2 separate regions of the Homo sapiens genome follow, and region 1 is linked to region 2. A link is an interaction called in ENCODE POLR2A ChIA-PET data of the cell type or tissue named here. Cell type or tissue: Panc1. All regions are shown on one strand. Each heading gives the region's core, and the rest is flanking DNA. Links, peaks and the distances in the headings are about the cores only.

Region 1 (15,659 bases), core at 4,574-12,573, 130 kb before region 2:
TGCCTTATTTCTCTGGACCATCTGTTAATGCTTATTCTCAACTAAAGTACTGTTCATCAGCTTCAAGTAACAAACATACCATAGACAAATAGCCTATGTCTGTGACGGTGATAAGACATTGGCCAAATCATCCTCTCTCTGACCATGACAAAAGTGTACCAGTCGTAGCTAAAGCAAGACTGAATCTATTTGGTATTCATTGTAAAGGAAACAACAACAACAAAAATAACTAATAAAGGTCTGAGACAAGATGATGGATGGCAAAAGAACCCCCTATGGTCATAAATAAGCTAACTTTGGAAATGTTTGACTTAAGGAAGTACAGACTATGCTTAGTCTGCCTCGTGTCCCTGGACTAAAGCAGCCTTGAAGGCTCATCTGAACATTTCCCCAGGGGTTTCTTGCCTATTGACAAATCCCACCACATCTTCCAGATGCACAGAAGAAAGTTCCGTTAAATCCAAAATGGTAACCAAAAATGTTGAATAGCAAGAAACTGGCAGGGGTGGCTTTGGGAACTGGTAAATAAATAACAGGCTTGTTGTCCCACACCCTAGTTTAATGCTCTCAAGAGGTTCTTATGTTGCTCGCATTAGTGGGCATGTAAATGAAACCCCTGTTGGCCTTGGCAGATATTGGCCTCTTCCGTGACCTTGTTTGACTGAAACAAAAAGTCATTGGTGGAACAAAAATTCAGAGCTCTGAACTTGGTTGAAAGAAAAGGGCAATTCTCTGAATTGGGTAATTGGATCACCCTCCCAAGTGCCCTAGGGCTTATATCAAACATATAAGAAGGGGATTAATAACTTCAGTGTATAAATGAGCTTCAGGCAGCTTCCAACTGTAACATTTCACTCTCAGGAGCTTTAGGACATAACAGATTTTTTTCAGAGCATTTTGAAGTGCTCTTTATAAAATGCAGGAAGGGACTACAGACTACTGTGGAATCTTTGTAATTGTACATGGTCCAGTCTGACAGGCAGGCAACCCGAAAGCCTCTTCAAAATGGCCACTTAATAAAACTGTTCATGAAATATACCATTTTGGGACTGAAAGATGATGACAGTGATATGTTTTCAAACTGTACTTGATATTCCCTTCCTTAGTCATAATTTTATGATCTAGACTAAATTACATGTATCATTGAGTGTGAGGATTCCAAGACTTGAGACAGACTTACGTATTTATGTGTGAGTTGTAAGGGACCATTGGAAAAGCTGAGAATTTTAAAATTCATTTATATTAATTAATTTGTTCACTCAGTATTTATTCAATGCCTACTATATATCAGACTTGAGGATATAAAAAAGTATAAAGTAGAGCAAGGCTGACAGACATTTGAAAGGCAGGTTCATGAGGATTGAAGGAACATGTGGGAAGGGAGCCATTACTTCTTAGGAGTGGGGAAAATCCAGAGGAGACTAGAGGAGATAACGAGAGATGAGTCGACAGCACAGGAAAATAAAGAAGAGTATTCCAGGCGGAGGATACAACACTTGAAATAGTTACCCAGAAAAGCTGGCCTGGTGATTAATCGGCCCAGATAAAAGAGGTAGGCTAACACTGTTATTCGTCTTTTAAAGGAGAAGGATCAAGAAGCAGTTCTGTTGGGTCCTGAGGAAGTGGGATTATTAGTGATGGACACAAAGTGCTGGTGTCACAGCTGTGGTAGAAAAAGGGAAACAAGAGAAAGCTTCTGAAAAAAATGTTTTGACAACTATTTTTATGGCTGTGGACATCCTGAGACCTCTGACAATCACATAGAAAAGAGAGCCCATAGGGAACATTTTAGAATTGATTCTTATCTTAATAGCTATCTTTTTGGCCTGTCTGGTTGCCAAAAAGAATTAGCAGAATTCTGCTGTTTATGTATTGCTGAATCAGTTTACAGGTGATGTTTTATTACTAGGGAAATATTGCTAAAGCTAGGTAGAGGTGCTTCTAAGAACTAAAGCACCAGAAACCTAATTGGGAAAGGAATTAACTTTAGTCATGTACATATTTTCATTTTTCTCCTTTAATTTTTATATTAACAGAAACCCTGTGAGGCAGGTGTTTTACCTACATTTTCACAAATGAGCACACAGCCTCGAACAAGTTAATTCCTCAGAATCCCACAGCCAGTGCATGCTAAGGCCCAAGTCCCCTTCATCCTCCATTCTCCCACCGGTCATAGCTAAGTCTTCAAGCTAATGTTCACCTGCCAGAGTAAAGGCAGAATATTTGAATTCTCTTGTATTTGTTTTAGTTTAGTTATTGACTATGTTTTTCTTCCTATAAAGTAAATATGTTTCATTCTTTCTGCACAGGTTTTCCTATAATGCCTGGGTGCTTCTAGCTAGAGAGGGCAAATTGATTTCATCTTCCATTCAACTCCAGAAGGTCTATAGTGGCCGCTTGGACTGCTGTAATGGAGTTGCTCAGCAGCCGCTCCCATATGCTCTATGATGGGGCAGTGGTGGTACAAGTGCTGCATCCCTGCTACCGAGGCTGCTGCTTTAGTATCTTTACTTCACTCTTAAAGTGGGGAATGAGAGAAATTGTCTAAAGTCCTAACACAAGACAGCCATACCTACTTCCCAAAGTAGTAAACACTCTGCTGCTGCATGTAGAATGAAATAGAGCAGTGAAATTATAAAGGAGATTTGCAGTCTAATAATTGGGAGGGAAAATGAAGTATAAGGCTAAATGAAGTAGACTACAAACACCTGAAGCATGACTACAAAATCAAGTTGACATTTTGTGGCTCATTTTCAGGGTAGCTGCCGGAATCTGGTTATGGTCGTTGTTTTTATTTTTTAGGGTTTTCCCCCATCTGTGTACAGTGAGATAGCAACCACAAAAAAACTAACAGCCTTCCTGAGTCTCTTGGCTGTAGAGTACCCAGCTCTTTTCCCTGAAGCTTGCCCTGAAGAGGCCTGGTGATACATCCCTCTTGGGAGATGTGACATGGTTCCATATTGACATTACCCACTGGGCTCATTGCTTGAGTCTCAAGGTTGTTTATGTATTTGATGTTTCATTTAAAAATAAAAGTTACTTACGGCAAAAATAGCCTAGTGCCAGTGGGTTTGGCTATTGTAAAATTTAGAAACCCATTTAGGAAACCACCATCAGGATCTTGTTGGTGCTGTATCAGCTTGGGCATATTGCCCTTCAGCACACCGGCTCTTGCACAGATTGCGTCCACTGAGTTGAATTATGGAAACCTTCCGTGAGAAAATGAGAGCACTCAGGAAGTAGTATTGGTGATCCACAAAGCATTGCTGTGTCCTCTAAGGTTCTTTCCTGGTCTCATACCATGGTTTCTTCCTGGGTAAAAAGTGAAACTGGGGTTCTGCCTTTCTCAAGGGAAAACGTGTTTGCTGCTTGGCTTTGGAATTTTGGGGCAACTCAGTCAGTGACATTTCTCTTTCACAAACTCCTCCTGTTCTTTCAAATAGGTGCCATATCTTTCACTTTCCCTATCGATACTTCATATGTTATGCCTGGCTGCTAGGTTTCATTCCAGAGCCTCTTGTGTTTAAGTAATGAATGGACTAATCATAATGACTAGCTCAGTACAGGTTGCTGAGTTGGAGACCATGGCCTAGTCATTTCTCTGATCACACAGAAGTCATTTCTGGACAAAAAGTGCTACATACTATATATCTATATCTGTCTATATATTTTTTTCTTGATCTTTCTTCTATTTTGTGCTGCAAAAACAAACTTCGAGGGGATGATTCTCTCACAGGATATGGAAATGGCCTTGGACAATGTCCAGGGTTAGTGGCACAGCTGCTGTTTCCTGCAAGGGACATCTCAAATCCAGAAGGGAAAAAAGACAAAGTTAAATATATAGCAGGAGGATAATGACTGAACCTATTAACCCATTTATGCCTAGTGTTCCATTAGTGGAACACTAAGCTTGTGGGAGTTATTTATATCCTCATGCTTAAGCTCATCACCAAGGTCTGATTTTTCACATAAAAATTTTGCAACCTCTGGCATAAATGGGTTAACAAGAAGGAAGGGATTTGCCTGTTACAAGATCTGTCTGTAATCACATATAGCCATTGGCAGAAATTACAGTTTACATTTAGAAGACATGTTTAAAACTCTTTACCAAAGGGCAACTGATCCAATAATAATGATAGCAACAACAATAACATCTATTTATGGCACCTAATAATTTTAAAGTTCCTTTGTGTACGTAGTTTTATATTCACAACAACCTAGTAAGGCCTGTAAGTTGACTGGAGAGGGCTAGGGTATGTAAAACTAGGTAAAGAACTTGGATTTTATCCTAAGCATAATGCAAAGTTTTCAGCCAGGGATGGACATGACTTGACTGACAGTTTAGGAAGATTACTTGGCCTGCTCTGTAGGAGTATAGACTGTAAGGGGGCCACATGAAAGCCAGGAGACAAGTCAGCAAACATAACACTAATCCAGGAGAGAGATTATGGTGGCTCAGACTGGGGGGTGTGGTATAGGGGATGGCAAGTGGTCAGATTCAAGATAAATATGAAGACATTCCTTACAAAATCTGCAAACAGATTGAATGTGAAGTGTATTTTAAAAAATGAAGAATTGGCCGGGCGCAGTGGCTCATGCCTGTAATCCCAGCACTTTGGGAGGCTGAGGCGAGCAGATCACGAGGTCAGGAGTTCGACCCAATATGGTGAAACCCCATCTCTACTAAAAATACAAAAAAAAATTAGCCGGACGTGGTGGCACACACCTGTAGTCCCAGCTGCTCAGGAAGTGGAGGCTGGAGAATCACTTGAACCTGGGAGGTGGAGGCTGCAGTGAGCCAAGACTGTGCTGCTGCACTCCAGCCTGGGCAACAGAGCAAGACTCTGTCTCAAAAAAAAAAAAAAAAAAAGAAAAAAAGAAAAGAAAATTAAAAAAAAAGAATTATCTGTGTATTTTTTATCTTAAACAACTGAGAATGGTGTCATTTTTTCCATTCCTAGAGTTATTTAGGCCAAAAAAATCTAGAATGTTGAAGAGAACAGATTGGGGTGGGAGGTGCAGGTTAGGGGATTAAGAGTTCTGTCCTAGAGGGCCGGGTGTGGTGGCTTACGCCTGTAATCCCAGCACTTTGGGAGGCTGAGGTAGGCAGATCACAAGGTCAAGAGATGGAGACCATCCTGGCCAACGTGGTGAAACCCCGTCTCTACTAAAAATACCAAAAATTAGCTGGGCGTGGTGGTGCATGCCTGTAGTCCTAGCTACTTGGGAGGCTGAGGCAGAAGAATTGCTTGAACGCGGGAGGCGGAGGTTGCAGTGAGCTGAGATCACGCCACTGCATTTCAGCCTGGCGACACAATGAGACTCCATCTGAAGAAAAAAAAAAGGGGTTCTGTCCTAGAATAGTTGCATTTGAGATATGTAAGTGACCGGGCGTGGTGGCTTCCAGCACTTTGGGAGGCTGAGGCAGCAGGATTGCTTAAGCCTAGGAATTCAAGACCAGTTACCTGGGCAACAAACACAGTGAGACCCTGTCTCTACAAAAAAAATAAACAAAATTAACCAGGCCTGGTGGTGTGCACCTGTAGTCCCAGCTACTTGGGGGGCTGAGGTGGGAGAATGGCTTGGGCCTGGAAGGCCAAGGCTACAGTGAGCCCTGATTGTGCCACTGCACTCCAACCTAGGCCATAGTGTGAGACCCTGTCTCAAAAAATAAATAAATAAGAAGAGAAAGATATGCAAGTGGACAATGACAAAGCAGCTGAATAAATGAGTCTGAGTCTAGAGCTCAGGAGAATGGGCTGAGCTGTAGTGAGAATATGGCAGAGATTGATCCTGGGGATACATCAACATTTAGAATAGAAGAGAAACCTGCAAAGGAGACTGGCAGGGAGGAGAGGATCAGGTGGGAAGAAATCCATGAGAGTGTGCTTTTTCTGGAAGCCAAGTGAAGCTAATATTTCAAGAAGCAAGGAGTTAGGTCCAGTGCTGCTAAGAGGTCCAATAAGATGAGGACTGAGAATTGACCCTTGGATTTGGCAGATACAATCAATGGTGACCTTGACAAGAGTGATTTCAGTAGAGTGTAGGGGACATAAGCCTGCCTGGGGTAGGTTAAAGAGAAAAACAAAGAGCATGTTCAATTCTTTAAGGTTTTTCACTACAAATGGAAACAGTGAAATGGAGTGGTAGCTGGGGAAGTCAAAGGAGGTTTTTTTTTTAAGGTGGGTGTTTTTTATTTCGCATTTTGATATTGATGTACATAATGCAGCAAAAAGAGAACATGTAGTAATGCTGGAGAGGAAAGGATAGGTAACCATTGGTAAAAGACCTCAAAGGTATTAGAAGGGATTGAGATGCTCGTCCAAGTGTATGGGCTGGCCTTAGGCTGAAGCAAGACTGCTTCAAGAGATACAAAAGCAAATTCATTACCCTAAGAATGGAGTACATCACAGCAGGATTCCTGGAGAGAAACAGAAAAGAGGGTCATTAAAAACTTATGTCACCACTTTAAAGAGGGAAGAAAGTTCTGTTTGGCTCTTTTGGGGACTCCAGAAGAAAAGTAAAGGTATACTCATAAGCCCAACTTTTTAACTTTCTAGTTACCAGAACACCAAACAAGGATCTTAGAATATCAGATTTTCAATTAACCCTAGAAAACTAACAGCATTTGAGTAGAATTCAAATATATGTGAGAGAACATAATACATAAATACCATCTGGGAAGTTCTCTAATCAACATTCTCCTTCCCTAGCACTCACTGTTGGATCTGTAGTACATGCATATGTGAGTGAAGAGCTCTTTCACAAATATGAAAGAAGCATAGTATGGATGTAGGGTGATGATTTACTTAGTGTGGTAAGTGTCTCCAAGCAACACAGTAAGGGACAGAAAAAGCTGGGCCAGCCTGCCTCTGGGAGAGACATGCCAAGCTTTTCTATCTCTGTGAATCTCACAAGTAAATGAAAATAAGTGCAAGTAGTACTATAGTAATTAAATCAAACTATCTTCTTTGAGAGTGGCTTTGTATGTGTGTCCCCATTATTTGCTAATTTACTATTTCCCACTGCTTACTGATTACCCTGAGTATGTTGCATTTATTGTCCTATTTAATCCTCTAAACTCTATCATTGCCATTTTACAGATGAAAACATAGAGGCCAGAGAGGTTTAAATGGCTTGTTCAAGGCCACATATCTAGGAAGTGGGAGAGTCAAGATTCTAAGTTTAATGCCCATCAATGATAGACTGGATAAAGAAAATGTGGCACATATACACTATGGAGTACTATGCAGCCCTAAAAAAGTGAGTTTATGTCCTTTTCAGGGACATGGATGAAGCTGGAAACCATCATTCTCAGCAAACTAACGCAGGAACAGAAAACCAAACACTGCATGTTCTCAGTCATAAGTGGGATTTAATGATGAGAACACATGGACACAGGGAGGGGAACTTCATACACCGGGGCCTGTTGGTGGGTGGGGGGCAAGGGCAAGGGGAGCATTAGGACAAATACCTAATTCATGCAGGGCTTAAAACCTAGATGATGGGTTGATGGGTGCAGCAAACCACCATGGCACAAGTATACCTATGTAAGAAACCTGCACATTCTACACGTGTATCCCATAACTTAAAGTATAATAAATAAGAATTTTTAAAAAAGATTTTAAGTTCAGTCTTTGTTTCCAAAGCCAGAGATCTTTCCACTATACCACACTGCCTCTTATGTAGTCAGTGATAATAATAGCTTGGTCATTTGCATTTGTGAAGCACCTTTTATTTGAAGAGCTGAAACTCTGTAAGCCTTATCTTTGTAATCTGGAGAGAGGAAGAAAAGAACCGACATTTATTGGGCACCTTATATTTGTGTGTGATGTAATTTTAAGCACTTTCATACCAGACATGTTAATTATCTTCATTTTAAAGATGAGGAAATGAAACTCAACAAAGAAATTAAGTAAATTGCCCAATATCACACAACTCCCATATAGTCAATCCTGGCACTTTCCCTCAGCAGATTCTAAGCACCGTTGGAGCAGAGAGCAAGTCTGTTTTTAATCATTCTGATTTTCCTAGTGCCTAGGACAGGGTCTCACTCTGGCACATAATAGGTGCTCAGAAAAAAAATGATTGAATGAATAATGAGCAAATGTGCTGTAAGCTGAACTGGAATGCATTGAGTCTTGTGTTGTACTTCCTGGTATCTTCCAGTGGATGTCAACATGATATAATGAGAAGATTCTGAGAAGGAATCAGTGAAGGCATGCATGTTCCTGACTGTGAAACTTTTGCTCTTCTCAGAGCTATACAACCTAGGTGATAGACTTCCTTTTCTTTCATTGGGAAAACTGAGGCAAAGTTTCCTTGGCAAAGATTTTGCAAGTCAGTGGACAATTTGTGGCACAACTGAAATCTTGAGATTCTCACCTTTATAGCCCTAACCACTTAACAACCCTGTGGTCCTGGTGGGGTTATAGCTTTCCATAAATCTGGTACTTAATCATTTAAAGAGATGGCAATTTATCTTAAATACACGCCTCATTATAGATGTGTCACACTTAGCACAGATGGTCTCAGAAGTTTTTCCTGGCTTCCCATACCCTAACAGTATCTAGTATGTTAATGTCAATATTAGCTTTACTGTTTTAGGTAACTTTGGTATGCTTCTCATTAGCTGAAACCGTAAAGAGCTCAGTTTTACCTGCGCTGAGGGATCACTAAATTCCTATTGGCATCTGAATGCACAGTCCCATGTCGAAAGTGAGGTCATGTTTCTCCTGGATTATGCCCGTATCTGATGAGCCTCGGCTGGCGTGAATCCGAGACAATGAAATAATCACACCCATTAGCTCACCAGGGCCCTATTAAGATGTGGCCTGGCTTTCCATCCATTTCTCCTGCTTGGAAAAACTGACACAGTCATGGTTTGTAAAGGTTAGTGCAGATGGAACTGCTTCAACAACCAAAACTTAGCGTTACCCTATTTAAACTTGGGAAGGGTCTGCTGCTTAATCTTAAGAAATAGCACTTCAGGAGCCAGGGTGTGAGGATGTCCTTTAATCTCTTTGTATGTGATGGTAAAGCTGAATTTTCCTAACACCCTCCTTCCCCGCTCTCAGCTTCAGTGGCTGGGGTGGGTGAGGTGGGGGAGCTCTGGAGTTGTGGTTTCCATACTTTCTACTTTTTATTCTATTTTTCTTTAGAGATCCCAGGTTTTGAAGGCTTGAGTCTAGTAAACAAACTGTAATGGTTAAATCACGATTTTATTTTCTCGTTGACACCTAGTGTGTGTTATATGCAGCGTCCTCTGCCTCATGTCATTCTCCAATATGCTTTCTCAGGGCTACTTTCCCAGACCCTATGCCTTCTTATGGGTTGTAGCTAACAGTTACACTTCCAGAGTATGCCGTCCCTCACCCACAGAGCTCTTCTCACAACTGTAACTAACTGATTATTTGTGTAACTGTTTGCATGTTTAGGCTGTAAGGATGCAGACCATGTCTGTCTTGCTCACAGCTGTTTCTCTAGTGCCTAAGTCTTTGCTTGATACATAGTGGGCACTTGGTAAACATTTGTTGAATGCATTAATGAATCAGCTTATTTAATTCTAGTGAAAAATATAAAGAAATATCCCCCTTATATTGGCTTGGGGAGCCTTATTCTGGATATATTTGATAGGATTTTTGAAATGTTGTCAACAACTTGAATGAAAATCACCAAGTTTAAAATGAAGGTTCACTCTGGGCAGGAGAGAAGATGATGCTATTGGAGAAGGATTACACAAGAGGCTTCTGGAATATTGATAATATTCTATTTATTAAGCTGGAGGACTCCTAGGGACCCAGGGGCCTCAGACTTACTCCTGAACTGGAGGGACATGCCAAATAAGCCACCTGCTATTTATTTCACGCACACCCAAGGCAAAGCTGTTGGGGCCACTTAAGGATTTTGTAAAATGTGAGGGTGTTATTAAAGTAGGCTTATTATTTTACAGCTCTTATGATTGTTCACCTAACTACCTTGAACAATACTGCAAGTATTTTTCTCTGCTCACATATTTGGAGACATGCAGAGCCACTTCAAACAAACCATCCTGACTTCCCATTTGTATCTACGACCTCATGAACCCATCTCAACCCCCCAAACCACACACTGAAACTAAGCCAAATTAAAAACAAAAAACAACCCACCACCCAGCAGTATTTAGTTGAGCACCTACTGTTTGCTTTGTATTATAAGCTGTAATTACAACAGCTTGAGTCTTGTCCTCAGCTTCCTGAAATCTCCCAGTGGATGGCATCATGGAAGAATGAGAAAGTTATCCAAGAATGAATGGTCTGATGTCAAGGAAGCTTTTCAGCCTTTCCTAATGGTCTGATGCCCTCTGTGTGGGTTACAATCTTTGGAAGTATAAGATTTCTTGTAAAAGTCACAGCACCTGCCAACATAGTTGGGCAGGGACCCAAGTGGGGTGACTTGTACCGCATTCCTCCCTGGTATTCAGAGACCACATAGTACCAGAAGCTTGCTAGGCCCAGCTCCTGGGGACTGTCAGAGGAACAGGCCCAGGCAGTCTTCTCCTCAGATTGCAATCAAAAGTTGCTTGATAAATCAGTAAGATTGAAAATATTCTTGGCAGTTTACATAGGCAATGGTAAGAACATGTTTTTTTGTAGTTACAATGAGTACATTATACAAGGGCCGGAAGTGACCAAAATCATTGATTGGCTAATTAGACATAACTGAAGGGTCATAATGCTTCAGTCGTTATGTGGGAATATTCATAAAGCACTTGAGTTCAGCTCCAATAAAGAGGAGAAATGTACCCAGGGAAATTGCAGAGTAAAAGTCTGGGAATGTAGATAGTATAGGATGTTACAGGTCTGAAATGGAAGGGTTTACTATATTATTGAGTTTTGCAAACAGATTCTTGGAAAACAGATTCCTCAAGTCTTTCCCAGCTTTCAGATGGGATATGAAACTAGAGGCTTTAGCCTTTACTTGTGGTTGTCTAAAAATCCACCCTATTTTTCTTAGGAAGGGAAGCAGTTGCCTTAACACCCTGGCCAGATTCCCAACATGTACAGGGTGGCCCATTTAAAACAGGCCTGTGGATGCTTCAGAGTGAGCGAAGGGGTTTGTTGTAAAGCACCATGTGTATGTGGGTGTTTAATGAATATGAGCTGATTAAATTGGCCACCCTGAATTATAACCTCATACCTTCTCTAGTTCCTCTCCAGTTTTTAGCTCAGGACCATATTCTTCCTACTTTCTGCTCAAACTTGTTAGGGAGAAACGTTCCCACTATTAAAACTGCCAGTGTTTTCCACCCAGTGTTTCTTTGTTTCAACGATGAGCAGAAGAATCCAGCCTTGGAAATACCTTTCTTTCAAATTGCTTGTCCAGCTGCAATGACGTCTGCATCAGCCACACCCACATCACTTCCCCTTCGAACCTTCTCGCCTCCATCTGCTTCCCTGTCTCTGGTGTAGGACAATACCAGTATCTGTCTGGAGCAGATAGTGAACTCTGCCACAAACAGAGGAGGGCTTGTGTGAAGAAGGAAAAAGCTCTGCTTTCGAAATCAAGCAGCCTGGGCTTGTGCCCCGTTTTTGCTAATAGCCATCTGTGTGGCTTAGGGAGTCACTGTCTTCACAGGCCCGAGTTCCTTCATCTGTAAAGGGAAGGAGCGAGACAAAATCAGCACTTCTCAAATTGGGAGCTGTAGATTCTTGAGGTCTGCAAGTTTAATGAGATTTTAAACTTTTTATGAAGTTTTTTTTTAAATCATAAAGACAATACTTTGCAATTAAAAGTCATTTAAAAAAATAAGTCTTAAGTTTGTTAAGCTGGTCATTCTGAAACTTAATCTTAGGTCTCCTAGAGATTTTTTAACAGTTTTGCAAGTCTCAATTTTTCCCCTTTAAAAGGACTCCACATATCACTCCAGTTTGAGAAACACTGAACTCTTTTCATCTACTCAGAAACTGAATCTAGCGGTAGGATAAAACATTAGCTTTAACTTTCTTATCCTTACCCTACTCAACCTAATTACTTTTGGCCCACTTCAATATGTTTAAGTCTTTTAGCACATGGGCTCCTTTTGTTTTCATAACTGAAGTATTTCCTGTTTTCAATCACTATATGTTAAATTATAAAAAGCATGTTTCTCCCAATAGCTCTTTCCCTTTCCCTTTAAGACTCAGATCATTTAATTTATTAGTGCCCAACCTGGTTAATTGAGACCACCTTCCTCTATTAATGTTTCTTTGTTGGTTGAAGTGAAGAGATATATGGTCTGTTCCCTAAGTACCCATGAAGGATTGGTTCAAGGACTCAGCCCCATACTAAAATCTTCAGATGCCCAAGTCCCTTATATAAAATCACATAATGTTTGCATATAACCTATGCACATCCTCCCATATACTTTAATCTCTAGATTACTTATAATACCTCATACAATGTAAATGCTATTTAAATAGTTATCATGCTGTATTTTAAATTTGTATTATTTTTATTGTTATATTGTTATTTTTCATTGCTTTTTTTTTTTCAAATATTTTCAATCCACATTGGTTGAATCTACAGATGGGGAAACCCTAGATATGGAGGGCTGACTATACTGCTTTTATCTGTGATCTCAAGATTGAATACTCACAGTAGTTTATGTATGCATTCTGCTTTCATAATTTGCAGAATGCTCTCATATACATTATCTCTTGATTTTCACTGCAGTCTTGTCTAATAAATGATGTAGGTAGCATGATCCCCATTTTACAGATGAGACACTCAGGCCCAGAAATTTTGCTTCATATCTTCTGATTCAGTCTACTTGTTCTCCCAACAATGCTTCTTCATCCAATTACAGCAACAAATACATACTAGGTACCTGTTATTTGCCATATGTGCTGCTTTATTGTTACTTGTTCCGGGAAATAACAAGTGGAGCTTCTCATTCAAGGATAAACTGATATTGCCAGGCCTTGCTCAGTCTGACATAAGTCTCATGCCATTATTTACTAAAATAGCTAGCTACTCTCACCCAGTCCGGTTCCTGGTACATAAAGGAACTCAATAAATATTTATTGGATGATTGAGTGAATGAATAAATCTAAAATAAATTATATCATTAATTAAAATTTATATATTGGAGATAATTTTTGCTAATAGATTTTTGCCAACATTTTTTCAGATTCCAAGTCAATAGGATTTACTCAGAGACTGCCAAGTGCTTTAAGGGGAAAACAGAGGGACTGCTGGGAGAAGGGGGTGCACTGGTAGACAAGTAGAGGAAATCCCCTTTCTGGCTTCATCCATCTTCCTGTCTATGATCGGTGTCCTAGGCCTTAGAGTGGACATGGAGAATGGTATCACTTTGTCTGCCTGCAGTTAACCAAAATACTTACTCCCACCATAGGGAGAAGAGAGGAATGACAGAGGTATGTGAAGATTAAGTAGAAAGACCGACAAATGTAATCACATTGGAAGGTAGAATGGAGGGTAGAAAAGTTGGTGGGAAGACAATTTCTGTGGTCAGGATACATCTGAATGGAAAGGGGAGAGAGATTTTGTCCATTCCTCCCATAGTATGGTTTGGCTACTTTCCCTCTACTTCCCAAGAGAATTATTAGTGACCAGGGACATCACATTTTAATCAAGGCAACTGTTGCTGGGCTGGTAAGCAAGGCTCCCATGGGTGTGGTGAAGTTAGCAGGGTGAAGAGTGAGGCTGCTAGTCACAAAGGGATCCACTCACCCTCTTCCGCTGTTGGCGGCTGCTGTGGTATCTATAAACATAGAGTGTGTACTCACATACTCATAAATGCTAGTTATTGTCATACGATTGCATTGTGTATAAAAGTAGATTGCCTGGAAAAAATGATTCCACTTCATTTTTATATACACATTGTTCCTGGAACCACTTCCTGAAATCCCAGGCTTTTATTTTGCTGTCATTCTCTTAAATTGCCTCTTTCTCAAAGCATCCGGGTTCTGGAGATGTTCTCGTGCTTAAAGTGTGTTTCTAAGTAGCTTCTGGGAACCACGTAAAATTGTCTGGCTCCACTTGACCAATGAGGAGCTTACTTTTCCTCCCAATTATTCCTCTCTGACAGAGGCCGTTGGTCATCTTGAAAAGCTAAGAATGTTAGATGGGACCAAAGTAAAATTGCAAAGCCTATTCACCCAGCCAAACTGAAACACACCTGATTAACTGACCACACACATGGTCTCAGAATGACATCTCACTTGGGGAGTAAAAGCCAACAGTTGTGGTTAGTGCCCCAGCAGGCCCCAGATGGTTAGAGTTAATATACACCTATGTTTTCTGCCAGGTAGTTTTCATCAGTTTCCTCAGGATGTCAGTGTGTGTGTATAATTAAGAGTATTTAATCATATTATAATTCCCCACAGAGAGATGGAGTGGGGGATGAAGGATCGCTGGCTTTTACAGTCTCAGCAAGAGTCATCAGTGGAAAAAAATAAAAACAGAAAAATGCCAAGTCTCTGGGCTGTGCCTGTGCCATAACTCACTCAGAAGTCTGGCTGGCACCACTACCTCAGTGTCATTTCAGTGAAGATGTAATCCCAAATCTTTTGTTGCAATCTTAGGGTTCTCACTATTTTAACATTAGCTTAGAACATGTGGATTGCAAAGGAAAACTGTGTTCTAATTCCCTGTTCATCAAGGCTGTGATTTGTGTACACCCACATAAGGCAACCTTCAGTTTATAAGACTGATGACTTCAGTCTTGTAAAAATAAATGAGATGGGCACTTCAAATATTTTAAGTTAGATCAATCAGTAGGGTGAGCACAGTTTAATTGGCATCTATTGATACATTTCTAAATTAAAAGAGCAGAATATAGAGCCATGAATCTTAGCCATGAAATCATGTTCACATTTATTACAAATCCATAATTCTTTCCTATTTCCCCATATATCCTGTTTTCTTTGTCCTGTCAATTGTCAAATTTAGCTGCTGGAAATGATCTCTTATTTTGGATTAGGAAACCAAGTCCTAATGACCGTAAGTGACTTTTCAGAGTCACACAGCTAGTTAGCTAGTTAGAATCTGACTCACCAGAATTCCAGTCTTTCTACTTTGCCAGATAGTCTTTACTGGGAAATACTTTTTTACCTATTTCTTAGAAGAATTTACTTATGTGAGCTTCACTTAAAGCAATATTGGTCTATTTCCTAGTTCCCTTAAACTGATCATGGTGCATTTCTGTTAAAAAAGCCATAGAGTTGGCCGGGCACGGTGGCTCACACCTGTAATCCCAGCACTTTGGGAGGCCGAGGCAGGCAGATCACAAGGTCAGGAGATCGAGACCATCCTGGCCAACATGGTGAAACCCCGTCTCTACTAAAAATACAAAAAAATTAACCAGGCATGGTGGCGGGCGCCTTTAGTCCCAGCTACTCGGGAGGCTGAGGCAGGAGAATGGCGTGAACCCAGGAGGCAGAGCTTGCAGTGAGCCGAGTTTGCGCCACTGCACTCCAGCCTGCTCAGGCGACAGAGCAAGACTCCGTCTCAAAATAAATAAATAAATAAAAAGCCATAGAGTTTCTTTATAATTAGGTTCTAACACTACTTCTTCCTATTAGTCAATAACAGTGCCACAATAAGTGGATTGGGTTAAAATGAAAATCACCAATTGAGTCTCTACCCAAAACCCCTTCCAGTTGCTCTTATTTAGG
Region 2 (15,659 bases), core at 4,263-12,262:
AAGAAATGAAATGTTACTGATGCAATTAAAGCCGCCTTTGTCCTTTTGGTCCCATCCTTCCATCCTGCCTTCCCCCAGCAGTAACCACTCAGTCATTGACAAACAGTGTGTCAAACATGCACAAACGGTGATGTGTCCATCCCTCTTTGGAATTACTTAACCTTTTTGAACCTCAGTGTATTCATCGGTAAAAGGGGGCTACTGACAGGATGAAGGAAAATGATTTATGACAAATATTTGGCTGTTGTTCCTATAAAAAGGAAAAAGTCACCGGAAAAAATGGGTCAAATGTAAGACCCTTTCCAGCCTGGCCCCAACTTGCCCCGGCAGCCTCCTCTCCTCTTGTAGCCATATTCCCTCCTCTCCTCTCTGCAGCAGTGTTCCCCAGATATGCCACCTGTGTCCATGCCTCTGGGCCAATGTGGATGCTGTGCTTACTTGCCTGTAATGCTGGTCTCCTGTCACCATCTTCCTTTAACACTGGGGTCCACTGTCCCCACCTCTGACAGGGCCCAGATGCAGTGACTCCTTGGTGCTCCCATGGCCTGATACCTCTGTCTGAGCACTTGCCGTATGGCTGTGATGTTCCTGGTATGTCTGCCTGGCTTTTTCACTGAGCTGCTTATGCAGCAAGGCAGGGATGGGGTCTTCTCCATCCAGTGGCCTGGCCTATTGCCTTCTGGCGCATGGCAGGACCATATGCAGTGAATGAATGAATTCCATTAAGAACATTCGTGATTCATAGGAGGAGGTCAAAATATCAACATTAACAGGAGCTTGGAAGAAGCTGATTTCCACCCTCATGAATGACTTCAAGGGTTCAGGTGCATGAGTAAATGACAGTTCCATCAACAGACTACAACTTTCTGCCCTAGTTAACACAGGGCATCTCCATGTCCCCAGTTCTCCCTATGGGCATTTTTCTCTTTGAAATTCCAAATCTTTTCTGTTCTAGAAGCACGAAACTACAAGTTCTCTCTCAACTCTTCAAATGAGGTTGGAACAAACAGAATGGGGGCATGAACTTTTTTCCCCATAACTTCAATAAACAACAGTTTTAGCCTCAGTAGGCTTTATGCAAGCCTTCAACATCTTTTTCTAGGTATCTTGACACTCATGTTCTTTTTCTTCTTGCAGCCTATGGAAATTCCTAGAGACAGATAAATGTGCAAACCTGTTCATCTTGCCAAGAAAAATCCGCTTTTCTGCCACAGAAACAAAATATTGGGAAAGAGTCTTGTGGTGAAACACCCATCGTTCTCTGCTAAAACATTTGGTTGCTACTGTGTAGACTCAGCTTAAGTCATGGAATTCTAGAGGATGTATCTCACAAGTAGGATCAAGAACAAGCCCAACAGTAATCTGCATCATAAGCTGATTTGATACCATGGCACTGACAATGGGCACTGATTTGATACCATGGCACTGACAATGGGCACACAGGGAACAGGAAATGGGAATGAGAGCAAGGGTTGGGTTGTGTTCGTGGAACACATAGGTTTTTTTTTTTTAACTTTCTCTTTCTAAAATATTTCATTTTGATGGAGGTGAAATTTATATAAGATGAAATTAACCATTTTAAAGTAAACAATTCCGTGGCAACTAGATATCATGATGTGCAACCAGCATCTCTGTCTAGTTCCAAATATTTTCATCACCCCAAAAGCAAGACCCATAACCATTATGCAAGTGTTCCTATTTCCCCCTCCTCCCAGCTCCTGGAAACCCACCAATCTACTTTGTTGCTATGGCTTTACCTATTCTGGATATTTCATATAAATGGAATCATATAGTGTCTGTCTTCTTTCACTAGTATGTTTTCAAGTCTCCTCCATGGTGTAGCGTGCATCAGTACTTCATTCTTTTTATGGCTGAATAATATTGCATTGTCAGGATATACTGCATTTTGTTCATTCATTCATCCGTCAGTGGTCATTTGGGCTGGTTCCACCCTTCAACTATTGTGAATATTGTACTGCTATGAACTTGCATACACATGTATTTATTTGAAACCTATTTTCAATTTTTTAAGGTATGTACCTAGGAGTGGATTTACTTGACATATGGTGATTCTATGTTTAACTTTTTGAAGAACTGCAATACTATTCTCCACATGGCTGAATCATTTTGTATTTCCATCAGCAATGTATGAGCACAGGTCAGATTTTTTGGGAGTCACATTTTAAAGTGGCACAAGACCCTTCTAGAGGGCTCTGTTCCATGCACACAAAACTCATAGTCTCCACGTGAAGACACAAATTTTTCACAAACATGCAGGCAGAGAAAGGAGAGAAAGTGGACCCTCAGCAGACAAGTTGAAAGATGGTTCAGAGAAGCAGTGGACTTCACCCATCATCTTGCTGTGCTCTCCATAGCTAAGCAAGGGGCAGACTGGAGATTCCACTGGCTACTTTGTCTTATTTTCACTTCTTTCCAGTTAGTCCCCACTACTCTACCCTTTCCACAGGACTGTAGGGTTACGGTGACTTTCCTACCCCTAGCCAGGTTCCAGTGGTGGGGGACTCTGTGAATATAGGATCTAGTGTTCAGAGCTCCCAGATTTGTGCAGACTGAACTCTACACATGCTACTTGTCAACATCTGTGAGCCAGAAATAGGAGGAACACCTTTAAAAAGAAACCTACAAACACAAAGTTATTCATAGATGCTCTTGAAGGGCAAAGCAGGGCCACCACCAGAGCCCCATGCAATTAGACTCATCAGAGGGAAAGGGCATAACACTGGCTTTTTTCTTAAAACCACCTGGAAGGAGCTGAGACGTATACTAAATGTATATAGAAGTATTATTTGATTGGAAGAAACAAAAAATGCATTGTATTATAATCTGTCTTCCCTTGCCGTCTGGTAGCTTAACTGTCAGCAATTTTGGAGGAAAGCCCTTCCCAGCAGGGGACTGGGAACCCCTGGGCAATGTCTTTCCTATGACACATGGATCTCTATGGTTGAATAAGGGGCTGAAGGAGGAAATAGACAACAGGGGTCAGAGAGCAAGGCTAGAGGAGGCCTTTGAGAAAAGAGAGTTGTGCCCCCTTTTCAGTGAGTGTGGGGCCTCTGGAGGTTGGCAAGAAGAGGAGAAGGTGAAGGGTTTCAGCACTGAGAGAATGATGTTTCTGGTGGGGCTTTGCCAGAAGGGGGCTCATCACATGTGAGTTTTTGCACTCGTAAGCCTAAGGGGCACAATGGGTTTTGAAATCCCAACATATCCAACTAAGAACAGGAAGCCCTGGGACTCAGCACAGACTTGAGTCCCCCATTGGATGCAATGTTTCTTACTAAGCGGAAAGAACTTGTTTTCACTCCCTGCCAATGAGTAAAGAATGAAGAGCTAGATTTTTCTTTGAAGGTGGTGGATCATGACCCCTCCTTGAGACTAAGCAAAGAAGCACTGATGTTACCATGGAGAGGAGTGAGCCCCTCACCCACCCCAGGTGAGAGGTCTTATCCTGACTTTTTAGTCATAATCCAATGTGATATTTTGCAGGGTTAGTGGATGCAGTAGGTTAAATGGTGGCTCCCAAAAAGATACGTCCATGTCCTTACCCCCAGAACGTGTAAATATGGCCTGATTTGTATAAACGGTCTTTGCAGAGGTAATTAAGGATGTTGAGATGAGATCATCCTGAACTACCCAGGTGGGCCCTAAATCTAATGACAAGCATCCTGATAAGAGACACAGAGGAGGACAGTCACAAAGAGGAGGAGGCAGTGTGACTACGGAGGCAGAGACTGGAGTTAAGCAGCCCCAAGCCAAGGAACACCTGGAGCCACCGGAATCTGGAAGAGGCGAGGAAGAGGTCTCCCCAAGAGCCTTCAGAGGGAGCCTGGCCCTGCAGACACCTTGATGTGGGGCTTCTGGCTGCCAGGACTATAGAGAATACATTTCTGTGGTTTTAGGCCACTCTGTTTGTGACACTTTGTTGCTGCAGCCCTAGAAAACTAATGCAGTCAGGTTGCCCAGAGAGATGAAATGACTGGAGAGAGAGAGAATCTGGTCGTCTAGAAAACTGAGTTCAGCCCCTGGACTTGCTGCTGGGGTCTGAGGTGAACTTTCCTAAACGTTGTGCTGTGGAGTCTCTTCCCTCTTGCGTTCCTCATACATTAACTTCTCATGGCAGAGATCGGAGCTCATGGTTCACCTGAGGACACTACTAAGGACCAAGGAAGTTCAATCAGATCCTCACATCTATTTGAAATAGTGGTAGTAATAATGACCACACTCTATAGAATGTTTAACATGTGCTAAGTATGTCACATACATTATCCCATTTAATCCTCGAAACAATCCTACATGGTTGCTATTCTCATCCCCATCTTACAGATGAGGAAACTGAGGCTCTGGGAGGTAATGGAATCTGCTCAAGGTCATTTGGCAAATGCTGGTGGAGCCAGACCTTGGCCCCAGGTTTGCCTGTGCTTAAGCCACAGTATTACAGAAGGCTCAAGACCCACAGAGATGGTCGGGCCAGCAGCCCGTAGCACCCAGCTGTCAGATGAGAAAGGATTTATTTATTGATGTATGTATTTTACTAGCAGCACTGGCATTAGAGTTTCTTTGTCAGTGAGGGTTGGAGTGATGGGTTGATTGAAATGAAGGTTGCTGAGATGACCTGGTGGGTCCTGCTAACAGCAGATGGATGTCAAAACATTTGCATTCAGGGGGAGATAAAGTCAAAACTGGGACAAATCAACTTTCTCTCAGCTCCAGGGCTCTAAGGTCCTTTCTTCGCTCTCAGCCTTGTTGGGAAAAGAGAAGAACCCCCTGCCACATGGTCTCTCTGGTGTGAGAAGCTGACAGTCCACTGCTGAGCTTTCCCTGCTTTGCCACAAATAGAGGCACCTCCCCACACAACTCCCTCTCCTGCTGGAATGGGAAGAGAGGACACTGGCTGTTAAGAAGAGCTCTGGGGATCTCCTGTCCTGGGGCAAACTCAGTTTCTGGAGTCCCCTCTTATAGGGCTAAACCCAGGTGGGCTCTGACTGTTTGGGGTCCCTGTGCCTCTCACAGTCATGTTTTCAGAGTTTTGGGAGATCTGGGCTGGTTTCCCTCTTGCCATGGTTCATGCTGGGGTGTGGCCAACATGGCAGCATCTCCCCTGCCCTCCCAGATTTCAGGTTGGAGGGAGTTCGGCTTCAGAGAGACAATCCACAGGCCTGCAGATTTCCTCCCATGCAGACCTCAGTGCAAGATAAAGTCAGGCAAGGCTGTGCCACAGCACAACAGCATAATAAATCCCCCTCTGGCCTCCTCCCAGACTTATTGTTCTATTGCAGTTGTTTTGAATATGATCAAAAGGAAGGAAGAGACTATGCTATCAGACTGAGGAAGAAGGATGCTCTCCTGACCGCTCCTGTTGCCCTTGGCCACCTTATTTTAAATATGAGGAAACCAAAGGGCAACGTGCAGCCTAACCCCATCCACATCATGAGGAGTGATGAGCTGCAGCCAAGGCCCCATGGAGCTTTGGTGAGGCAGCAACCCCTGTGCAAACTCGCTGACAGCTACCTTAGATGTCCAGCCCTGTCCTTTTACACACCATGGGGGGCTGGAAGGCCCAAGCACAGGGTCAGCAGCACTTTGAGGCTGGAGCCGGAAGTAGGCCCTGGAGCAGCTGAGGTAGCTGATGTTAACCCCTTGGACTGAGAACTAAGGCTGTAAGGCCACAACCGTTGGAAATAATGGGCCAGAACAGGAACTGCCCAAGCTCAGCTGGCCCGGTGCCCACTTCTCAAGATAGTGAATGGCTCAAGTTCTTTGGAAATGTTGTCAATGTCAGGGCTTTGGCCTTGCCTATGTGCAGCCCAGGTTCAGGCACAGGCATGGGGTGGGCTGTGACATCGGCCACCACTGCTGGATTCCTGCAAGGAACTAGAGCAGAAAGCAGCGACTTGCCTTAGCCTTCAAAGGTAGAAAGGGCGGAGCCGAGTGTTCCTCTTCACAGACTTGCAGGCTCACACAGTCCTCTGCCCTGCCCAATGCCCAGATGCTGATTCGCCAGGTGCCTGGCTGCCACAGCCCGGTCACCTTTATCTGGGCTGGAAGGCCACGTCTGAGCCATCAAAGGAGCCTCAATGGGAGGGGACGTCAATGTGCTTCCTCAACCAGAAAGGTGGTTTGAGTTTGGCCAAAGCAGCCCAACCAAATAAGTAAAAGCCTGTCAATGGAAAGATGGGGGCTGCTGGGAGATCACACGACAACAGAATGAGAACCATTATCAGTCTCATCCCAGCCTGAAGGAGGGAGAGCCTTTGAAGCCACAGACAGGCTGAACAGAACTTTCCACCTGAGAGACGCTGGAGATGGGAGGTCAGGCTGCACTCAGCCCCTACGAAAACTGATCAAAGCCTGCTGCAGAAGGGAGGGGGGCGCACAGCTGCAGTTCCGACTCCCCCCACGGGCCGCCCGGGACTTTCTGAAGGCAACAGGGCTGCCTTTGCAGGGCCCTGTGGGAAAACCCAACACAGATGCACATTGCAGCCAAACCCCCAAGCACTGCTGGGAGAGGGAAAAATAAACCCCTCAATAGTCCTGAAAAGAAAAGGGAGGGAATCAAAGCACACAAAAAATGCAAAGACCACCCACCTGATGAGTGCCTACCTTTCGGAAACAAATAACTCCTGGCTTCCAAGGCGCACTTCTAAAAGAACAGACGGACTGAACACTGCCTCAAAGCTGCATGCACCAGGGGATTTGTGGGAAGCTGTGGCCCCTTCTAAGCATCGGAAGCTTAATTTAAAGTGTGTTGGCCTCTGCGGTGCCTATTCAAGGGCTCCCTTGCATCCGCTGTCCTCCCTGGGAACCTGGGAGACAAGAATCCTCATTTAGAAAAGGACAGGATCCTGTGTGGACTCCTTTATCGTGGTTCTCTCAGACAGGACAGCCATATCTGCCAGGGAACATTCTAGGGGGCATCTTTCAGGCTAGATCCAGGGTGATGTGGGCCCCTGCGAGGGCATCTTGGAAGGCTGTGTTGGTTCTGCCTGGACTGGTCCCTCTGGGACAGCCTCAGCCTACCCTGCCTGGCCTCACCCCTCCTCCCTCTGACCTGAAGCTCCTTTGGAGGACTGACACTTCATGGAGCCTGCAGTTTGATCTTTTCTGAAGTGGAGACAACAAAGCAAAGCCACTTCCACTGTGTGCTCTCTCAAAAGAATAGGAAAGCTCTTCTCTCCTCCTTGGGAATGGATTTGGAGGGAGGGTGGAGGGCGTAATGATGGGGAGGCCTTGGAGGTATTTTGGTGGAGGAGGGTGTGTGTGGAGGAAATGAGCCGCCCAGGAGCATGGGAGAAATTGACATGAGAACATTTCAGAAGCACTGGTTTAACCGGCTGACATTCTTTCCAAAATGGATGGACAAGCCTTTAGGAGTAGACAGAGGGCCTCAGGGAGGAGAAACAGCTGAGGAGGAGGCATCTCCCTTCCCCCTCCTCCAGAGGCTGATGCTACAGAGAAGGCGGCAAGGCCTCACTGAGCGCCTACCCACCACTCACTAGATTTCTATCTTTTTATTACCTTACCCTGGGAGATGAATGGGGTTATCTCCATTTTCCAGGTGACAAACAGAGATTCAGAGAGGTGACGAGAGGCTCTCCAAGGACCCATATGGAAGTGTCAGCTGGAATTCAACCCTCAGGCAGCCTGGCTCCAAAGTTCACAACCTTTCCTACTTGTTTCAGCCCTGCCCTGCCTTTCAGGGCTAAGAAGATGTTAGTAGATGTTCCATAAATATTTATTAAATTGAACTGAACTCAGCAGCTGAACACACGCAGGCCTCTTCCACCCTGACCAAGAGGAATCCTTTGAGGGTCTGCAGTATGGAAAGAAATTCTCTGAGGCGCTAAATAAAATCCTGCTCTGAGGTGCAAGGAGGACTTTTTTGAAATTAATAGCTAACAAAGTTTATGCAGACCCCAAAAGGAAAAACAGAAAGGAATTGGAATCATTTTAAAAACAGAGTCGGTAGATAATAAAACTTCACGGTGGTGGTGTTGTCTTTCATCAAGAAGCACGAAGTGCTCACAGGCTTTAATTACATCTTCATCCCTACGGCCCCTTCTGAAGTCGGTAGATGCACGTTAATAGTACCTTTCGTTTTAGGCATGGACACATTCCGGTACCAGAAGCTTTAGCAATTCTCCCCAAGGCAAGCAGAGTACAGAGCTGGATCGGGGCGCAATGACTCTCCAGGCCAGCATCCCATGCTACCTCCAGTTGTATTTCCTGACTCCGCAGCTGAAACCAAGGACTTCATTGACATATTTAGGGGTAGGGGGATCTGAAGGTCTAGGAAAGAAGGTGGGCAAAACCAAGGAATCAGGCCTCCACTTTGGCCTGCACACCATATAAATCCCCTCTTTGTTCACCCATATGCACATTCTTTAATTTAGGCATGGTTTCCATTTGTGTACATCAATGAGTTTGCTCAGTCACAAGGGTGCCGAAGCCTGAGCTGGACCACTCACTTTAGGTAATGCCACAGCAGACAATCAGTGCCTCTGATCATGAAGACTGGAGAAATGTGTCTGGGCTGGGCCCATGCATGATGCTTGGGAGGGAAACTCTCCCAGTGGACTCTGCGACTGGGATGTGGAAGCTCAGACAGCTAGAGATGGGAAAGGAAACTTAAATTGCAAAGGAGTAATCCTTTTTTTTTCTTTCTTTTTTTTTTTTTTTTTTTTTTTTTGCTAGTTCATTTTCAATCATTCATTTCCTGGCTTAAAAAATAATTAATAGTAATAATCGCATATGGCTTTTTAATGGCTCTCCATTGCCAAATACTATTTAAGCACAAATTTCTTCACTAGACACTGGAGCCCAATCTACACACTTGATGGTGTGGCTCCATCTGGGACCCCAGTCTCATTTCTTGTTCTTAATTTCTGTACAGTTATTCCTAATTTGTGAACTGCAGACCTGCAAGAGGCCAGGGCGTTTCAGCAAGGGGTCCATAACTCTTAGTGCCACACCAAACATGGGCAGCAGCTGAAATCCATAGTATGTAAAACTCAGGCGAATTTGAAAGGCCGTTAAATTCCTAGCAGCTCTTTGTCATTACGTGTTTTCTTGGGTACGAAGTTTGACAATTGTTACAAGAAGGGGCCTGCATTGTGATAACAGTTTTCAACCTGGGATCCAAGGAACCCCACGGAGATTCCCTGAAGTATAGATGGAGGGAGCACGAGGATGGAGCAGGAGCAGATGGGGACACCCCATGCCCGCACACACACAGCTAATTCATCCCTGTAACCAGAGAGACTGTTTTGATCAGTTTTGTACACTGGGCTTTCTAGTAAGATTTTATTTGAAGAAAGGACTCTGCCACAGAGGTGAGTGGGGTAGTTTGCAAGCAATGGCTGCAGACAAAGTACATGTATTTCTAGCCAGTCCCTTGCCACAGTTCAGTGGGGCACAGTGAGAAATCTGTCAGCTGCCCGCTCTGTCCAGATCCACACAGTAAGAACTCTGGGTTTGTTAGTGTCTTAGATGCATTAAGTCCCATCTGGCTCTTAGAAATAACAAATGAACTTGTAGATTAGCCAATCTTTTTTTTTTTTTTTTTTTTTTGAGACGGAGTCTCGCTCCGTTGCCCAGGCTGGAGGGCAGTGGCATGATCTCGGCTCACTGCAACCTCTACCTCTCTGGTTCAAGCAATTCCCCTGCCTCAGCCTCCCGAGTAGCTGGGATTACAGGCATGCACCACCATGCCTGGCCAACTTTTTTGTATTTTTAATAGAGATGGGGTTTCACCATGTTGGCCAGACTGGTCTCGAACTCCCAACCTCAGGAAATCCGCCCGCCTCGGCCTCCCAAAGTGTTGGGATTACAGGCGTGAGCGACCGCGCCCAGCCAGATTAGCCAATCTTATTGTCAGTGCAAAGACAGTATCCACTTTGCATATGTACTGCTGAGGGAATCATTAGAACATTCACTGCTGCTGAGGGTCAGGTGGGGAATTCTTTATATACCAGCTTTTCTTGTGGGCCAAAATCCCTAGAGGGATAGTGGCCACTTGGGGTCCATTTTTATCTCCTTCAGTTTCTACCCAAATGTGTCTTTGCTTATGTGGCTGGGGCCTGCCACTCAGGCTTTCAGGACACAGTGTGCCCCCAGGCAGCCTGGGCCTAGAACAGTTGTAGTAATAAGAGGTGACAAAGCAGGACCTTGAGACAGAACTTCCAGAAATTCTTTAGCTGAGCCTCCGTCCTCCCAGCCAGGTTTCAGACAGGATGACACATAAAGAAATCTCTGAACAATCCAGAGCAGTGCACATTAGCGAGTGAAGCTCAGGCAGGAAATGGGAAGGAATGCCTTTGTCTCTGCTTTCCACCCTGCCACCCATAGCTCATTCTCAAAAGCCACCTCCCCAACACTCAGGCTCGGGGTAAATGCTACAAAACGTGGTGGAAACCTCTCACGACCTCCTCTCTGTTGCATGAACGCCTGTTAGAGGCGAAGGAAAACAATGGCAAACAGACCCAGGCCTGTCACAGCTGTACTGGGGCCAGCTGGAATGTGGCTGTGCGTGCGCGTGCATGTGTGCGTGCACGCCGGTGCACACGTGGGAATATAAACATCCTTGGCTCCCCAGCTCCTGTGTGCTGGATCGTGCTGAGTGGGCGCAAAGTTCTGCATGTGTCCGAGGCAGGGAGGGGCAGCACCAGCACACCTAGGCGCTCTCATTTATACATTGAAAGGCGGGTGGGGGGGACAAAGGAGAAGGTTTGGGAATGGCTGGCTGTGTGCCCGTGTATGTATGGGCACATCTCATTGTTGATATGTCTTGGGGGAAATTGAGGGAAATTTTGTGCTTGGGTATGTGTGCACACATGGTAGGCGCCCACACTCAAGTGTGCAGAGGGGGAAGCTGAAAGAAAGTTTCGAGATTCTGTGAACATTCTCAGTTAGAAAAAAATCTGGCAACTCCCCATACCACAGGTGGGTACACATTCAATGCTTGTGAAGTTCATTTCCTGTACTAGTTACCAGCCCTTGTTTATACAGGACACAAGATGTGCTTGGTAGCAAAAGCTCTAGGTCTCCGGGGTGAGTTGAGGGAGAGTGTGTATGTGGAGGGGGTGGGGAGGGAGTGTGGGCATCACCGCACAGGTGCTCTTGAAGTACACATGAAATCAATTTTCAATATTAATCCATAATTCCACTCATATATGTTCAGAGGGGAGAGAAAGTAGAGCTCTAATTTTAGAATGACCCCCTCCTTCATTGCTCCAGTGCTGTTTTAGCACCCAATCTGCTCGGGCCAGTGGCAGCTCGGGTGTCCTCGTGTGTGTTTATGGGTTTGAAACGCATCTGGCTTGTTCTTCTTTGAGCTTTACTTTGTGAGCCCAGCCCCAGGAAGTGTTTATGAGCTTTTTCACTTTGCTTTATTCTGGCTCAGCTTTGTTTGGTAGCACAGAAGGGTAGAGTTTGACATAAATACTCTGTTCTTTGTGTGAGGGCTTCAGATTGCAGAGGGTCCTAGGACTGGCATTCCATAGGAAAGTTGAGGAGTTTGACCCAACCCCATGATCACACACCTGTAAGCGAACATTCTGCACACCTCAATATGAGAAGAAACTGCACTCTCTAAACAAACTCCTGGGCACGTGACCTCCTCAGAGTCTACTTGCCAGTTTGTTCATCCAGATGGTGACCAGCTCACAATAGACACTCAGTGACTGCTAATTAACCATGGAATATTCCATTCCACTGCATTACCAAAGTGCCAGCATCACTCCTCAGCATAGCTCAGGACCTTGTCCAATCAGCTGTCTTGAACACCCACTTTGATCCACGGTTCACGTTCATGTTATAGTCATGAGCCCCTGCTCCTCCGCCAGTCTAGACTCAAGGAAGCAGTGGCACAAATCTCCTGGCTGTTGGGTTCCATGGAGCAGAGAGCCTGAACCCACCCGGAAACCAAGTCTAGACAAAACAGAGCTTTGAGGTTTACACCCACAACCTTTGTACCGTCGGAAGCAGAGGGTGCCAGGGGATCCACTACACGCTCCCTGGGAAGCAGAAGCCAGAGGTGTCGTGCTATTTCTCCATCTGGCCAAGGGTTTAACCCTGCTGAAGACTATTTCTGAGGGGAGTCTCCATGATGAGGGGACCCAAAGATGCTGATGGGGTCATTTCCCAGGCTCTGTTCTGGTCCAGTGCAGGGCTCCAGTTGTTGATGGTGATGGAAGTTTGCTTTATACTTGGTCCCTGCTTGGTTGGAGTCCTCTGCCACCCTCTGGCAATTCACAACATCTAGTCACTTGGAGACCTCTGAACAATAGCAGGACTCTAAAGACTGGGACCCATGGCTCCTCAGTGAATTCTGAAACTGCTTTGAGGTGCTGCCTAAAGTTCAAGGAGAAGCTTACCAAGGAACGGGGACCTGGGGACAGCAATGGAAATAGAGACAGTGAGGTACAGGCCACTCGCTATCCTTTGTAGGAACTTTCAGCTCCTGTTAGCTAGAGACCGTTGCAGAGTCAACATTCTACGCAAGCCAGCGTGGCACCCTGCTTGTCTATGATTCTATTCAAGGCCCAGACATAACCAGCCTTCATGGGCTTCCAGACCACTGAGATTGCAGCCTGGGGTGACCTCCTACCCTGTCTGGAAGGGTCTCCACCCCAGGCCTGGTCCTGCAGGAAATGGTTCCCGTGGGGAGAACTCCTACTGCTCCAAGGCAGCAGCTTCCTTGGTGTCATCAGTTTACCTGCCAGTCTCATCTCTGAGAGGGTACCAGTTTCTTTGGCTTCCCCGCCTGTCCCCAGAATGATTCCAACACTTTTTTAGCCCCTGAAAGCCTTGGAAGGGTGCCCACTTGCATTTCTAGTGAATAGCATTTCCACTGGAGGCCCTTCACCCAGGGTTCCCTACAAAGGGGTTTGCTTTTAGGGAAGGGCAAGGTGACCCTGCTTTGTCCTCCTGAAGCACCACTTGTGGCTCTCCATCACTGTGCCTGCCATGCAATCATAATCCTCCCCTTTCTGTCTCTGCCCCGCTAGCCTAGAAGTGCCTGAAGGCAAGAGCTGTCTTAGAGGCACACTGGGAAAATAGGGGGCCCTGGGTCCTGATTGAGTGAGGGCCCAGCTAGGGCCAGAGGGCCTGGGCTCACCAGCCACTGGGCCTGGATAAAGGTGGTTTTCAAGGGGTGAGTGTAGTCTGGCCTGTCTGATTCTCATCCCCACTCTCTGATAGTGCTATGTTTTTCACCTTGAAAATGAAGACATACTACCCTGAGCCCTTCACTGGGTTGTCAAGTGGTCGTGTGGCACACGTAAGGGAGCATTGCCATGTTAAAGCTCCCCAGCTCCCTTCATTATGGCCATCCCATGGACAGAGGACCATGCTGTGACTCAGAGGCCCAGCTCTTCCTAGCTGTGCTGTTCCCTGAGTGAACTTCAGTGAGTTGCTTTATCTCAGTGACTCTGTTTCATCTGTGAAATGGGACTGTCGGGTTGTCAGGGCAAGTACTTGGAACCTTCACTGAGTGGTATGGTTGTGGGCATTCCTTCTTATTGTCATTGCTTAAATAAGCATGAAGATACTTTCCTGAAGAATGATGTTTGGAAGGAAGGAACCTAGACTTTGGTATGGGGTGGGAATGGAGTAAATCCTAAATCCATCCCTTGTTAACAGGCTTGTAAGTGGAATTCTTGCCTAGCGAGATCTAGGATAGTTCTCTAGCTCAGGAGTCAGCAAATGTTTACTGTAAAGGGGCAGATAGTGACTATTTTTGGCCTTGCAGGCCACAGGGTCTCTACCACAACTGCAAGGCAGCCATGGACAATACATAAACAAATGGACATGGCCTTGTTCCAGGAGGACTTTATTTACATCGGGCTGCAGGCCGGATTTGACCAGTCGGCCATGGTTTGCTTACCCCTGCTTTAGCTTATGGGGGGTGCCCCGCAAGCACTTGGGAAATTAATTTGTTGAAGATAGGTGAGTAGAGGCCTCTGATAGTCCAGATCCTCGGTTTTAGCTCTGTTTACACAGGACCAGGTTCTGTGTTCTTGCCACTGAGTCACAGCTGCAAGACCCTCACCTCCCCCTAGCCCCACTCCCCCAGCTTTGAGTGATCCCAGGCTCCTTCAAGCCCACTGCTGAGTGGGGAGCAGTTTCTGTGCCTTCCAGGATCTGTCTCCCCTACTGCCACTCCCCATCCAGGGCTTTTTCCCTCCATCCTGAGTTTGTGGGACACACAATTTGTAATCTCCTTAAAACTGAAGAAGTGAGGTCTCTGATTCATGCAGATTAAAATCAGCTGCAACCTATTAATGGCCCAGGGCCCAAGACAGATTTTAGGAAACAAAAACACTGGACCAAATTAGACTGAGCCGGCCTCTGTCTCCAGGGAAGGGAGGTAGAGTAGGAGGCTGGGGGCGGGGGAGTGGCCATGTGGTTTTCATTACTTTGGATTCTCTTCCTGAAGCGAAGTCACCCAACACAAAGTGTATGGAGCGCCAAGGCAGCGGCCAGCCTCTGGAGCCCGGCTCTCCCTGGTAGAAGCCCTGGGTCCTGTTGGGGGGCTCTGGCTGGTTGTGTGTCTGTAATTAACAGGTTTCAAAGTGGTTATTTTGGAAAAGAGAATTTCAGTGGCGCGTCAAAATCCTTTCATCAGCCATCAGCTGCCGTCCCGAGGCCTTCAGCAAGGCCTGAGCCACTTAAGGCTTCTGAGAGCTTTAAATTCCCAGGGTCCTGTTTGAGAATGTGGAGGCTTTTGCCATGGGTTTTATTGGGCTGATGGTTGCCATGATTTTCATTATGTTATTTGGTTCCTGGGATCATAAAAATGTTTGCCTCTTCCTATAGTACCTAGGATCATTGAAAAGAAAAGGGATAAAAAAGCCCCTGCATTTGTAGCTGCTACATAGCATACAAACCATGGCTTCCTTGAGGGAAAAGGGCCAGCTCTGGCTCTGGGCTAGGGAAAATCATCAAACTGGAAGGGACAGGACAAGCAGCCACACCCAGTCTCCACCTCCCTCCCATCCAAGGACACTGAGGCCCAGAGAGATGCTCATCTAAAGCTGGTCTGGAATCCTGGTCCCACTCTCGGTCAGGTGCTCTTTCTCTCCCTGGTGACTTGAGGCTGTGAGTAGAGTTGGGAAAGGTAAAGGAGTCTGAATTCTGCTGAACTAGTGCTTTGGGACACCTCTAGGAGTGGAAGAAATGGTCAGATTTACAGGCAGCATAAAGTGAAATGCTGAAGTGGACAGAGGAATGATCCGGGCCAGCCTGGGCATTCTCATGGCCTACAGGACAGAGCGCTTCTCTGAGGCTGGAAGGGTTACTGCAGCCTTCACTTGGCACCCACAGCCCTGAGACATGGAAAGAAGGGAAACAGGTACCAAATCCCACAAGCCTCAGAGATGATTTCTCACTGCTTTGAATATGAAACCTCTGAAATCTGGTCAAGCTCCCAGAATCACCCTAGGGGGTGACAGGAATTTTGGTTAAGCCCGTATTATCTGATAAGTGGAACACTAACCTGGCTTTACTTCCTATTTTGATGATGGCTACCTTCCAGAACCTTCTTTCATGGAAAACATGAAAAATATTCTGGGAGAATTGCTATTAAATAACCTCTGCTGTTTAAAAACAAGGCCAGACCAGCAGACCTTGCTCTCAGCAGGACACAT

What was found. Peaks named below come from ENCODE experiments on the same cell type or tissue, not always from the same donor. Only the 100,000 strongest peaks of a DNase experiment are listed, where the experiment ranks them.
Region 1: POLR2A ChIA-PET joins it to region 2 with 14 read pairs; 9 of 35 experiments call an interaction of 5 or more read pairs at or near these places.

The regions. Positions count from the first base shown.
Region 1 is chr14:68,366,186-68,381,844 of GRCh38, forward strand. All of the region lies in intron 8 of RAD51B (RAD51 paralog B), which reads left to right. Among named protein-coding and RNA genes, the nearest start is that of RAD51B-AS1, 310 kb to the right of the region's middle. RefSeq lists enhancers at 3,022-3,121, 5,998-6,853, 9,855-12,873. In Panc1, for the core only: no CTCF peak of the experiment used is centred there; no DNase peak of the experiment used is centred there; H3K27ac peaks cover 825 bases.
Region 2 is chr14:68,495,987-68,511,645 of GRCh38, forward strand. It overlaps a transcript of RAD51B not described here. Among named protein-coding and RNA genes, the nearest start is that of RAD51B-AS1, 180 kb to the right of the region's middle. RefSeq lists enhancers at 9,412-9,975, 9,944-10,003, 9,976-10,539, 10,540-11,103, 13,701-15,659. In Panc1, for the core only: no CTCF peak of the experiment used is centred there; no DNase peak of the experiment used is centred there.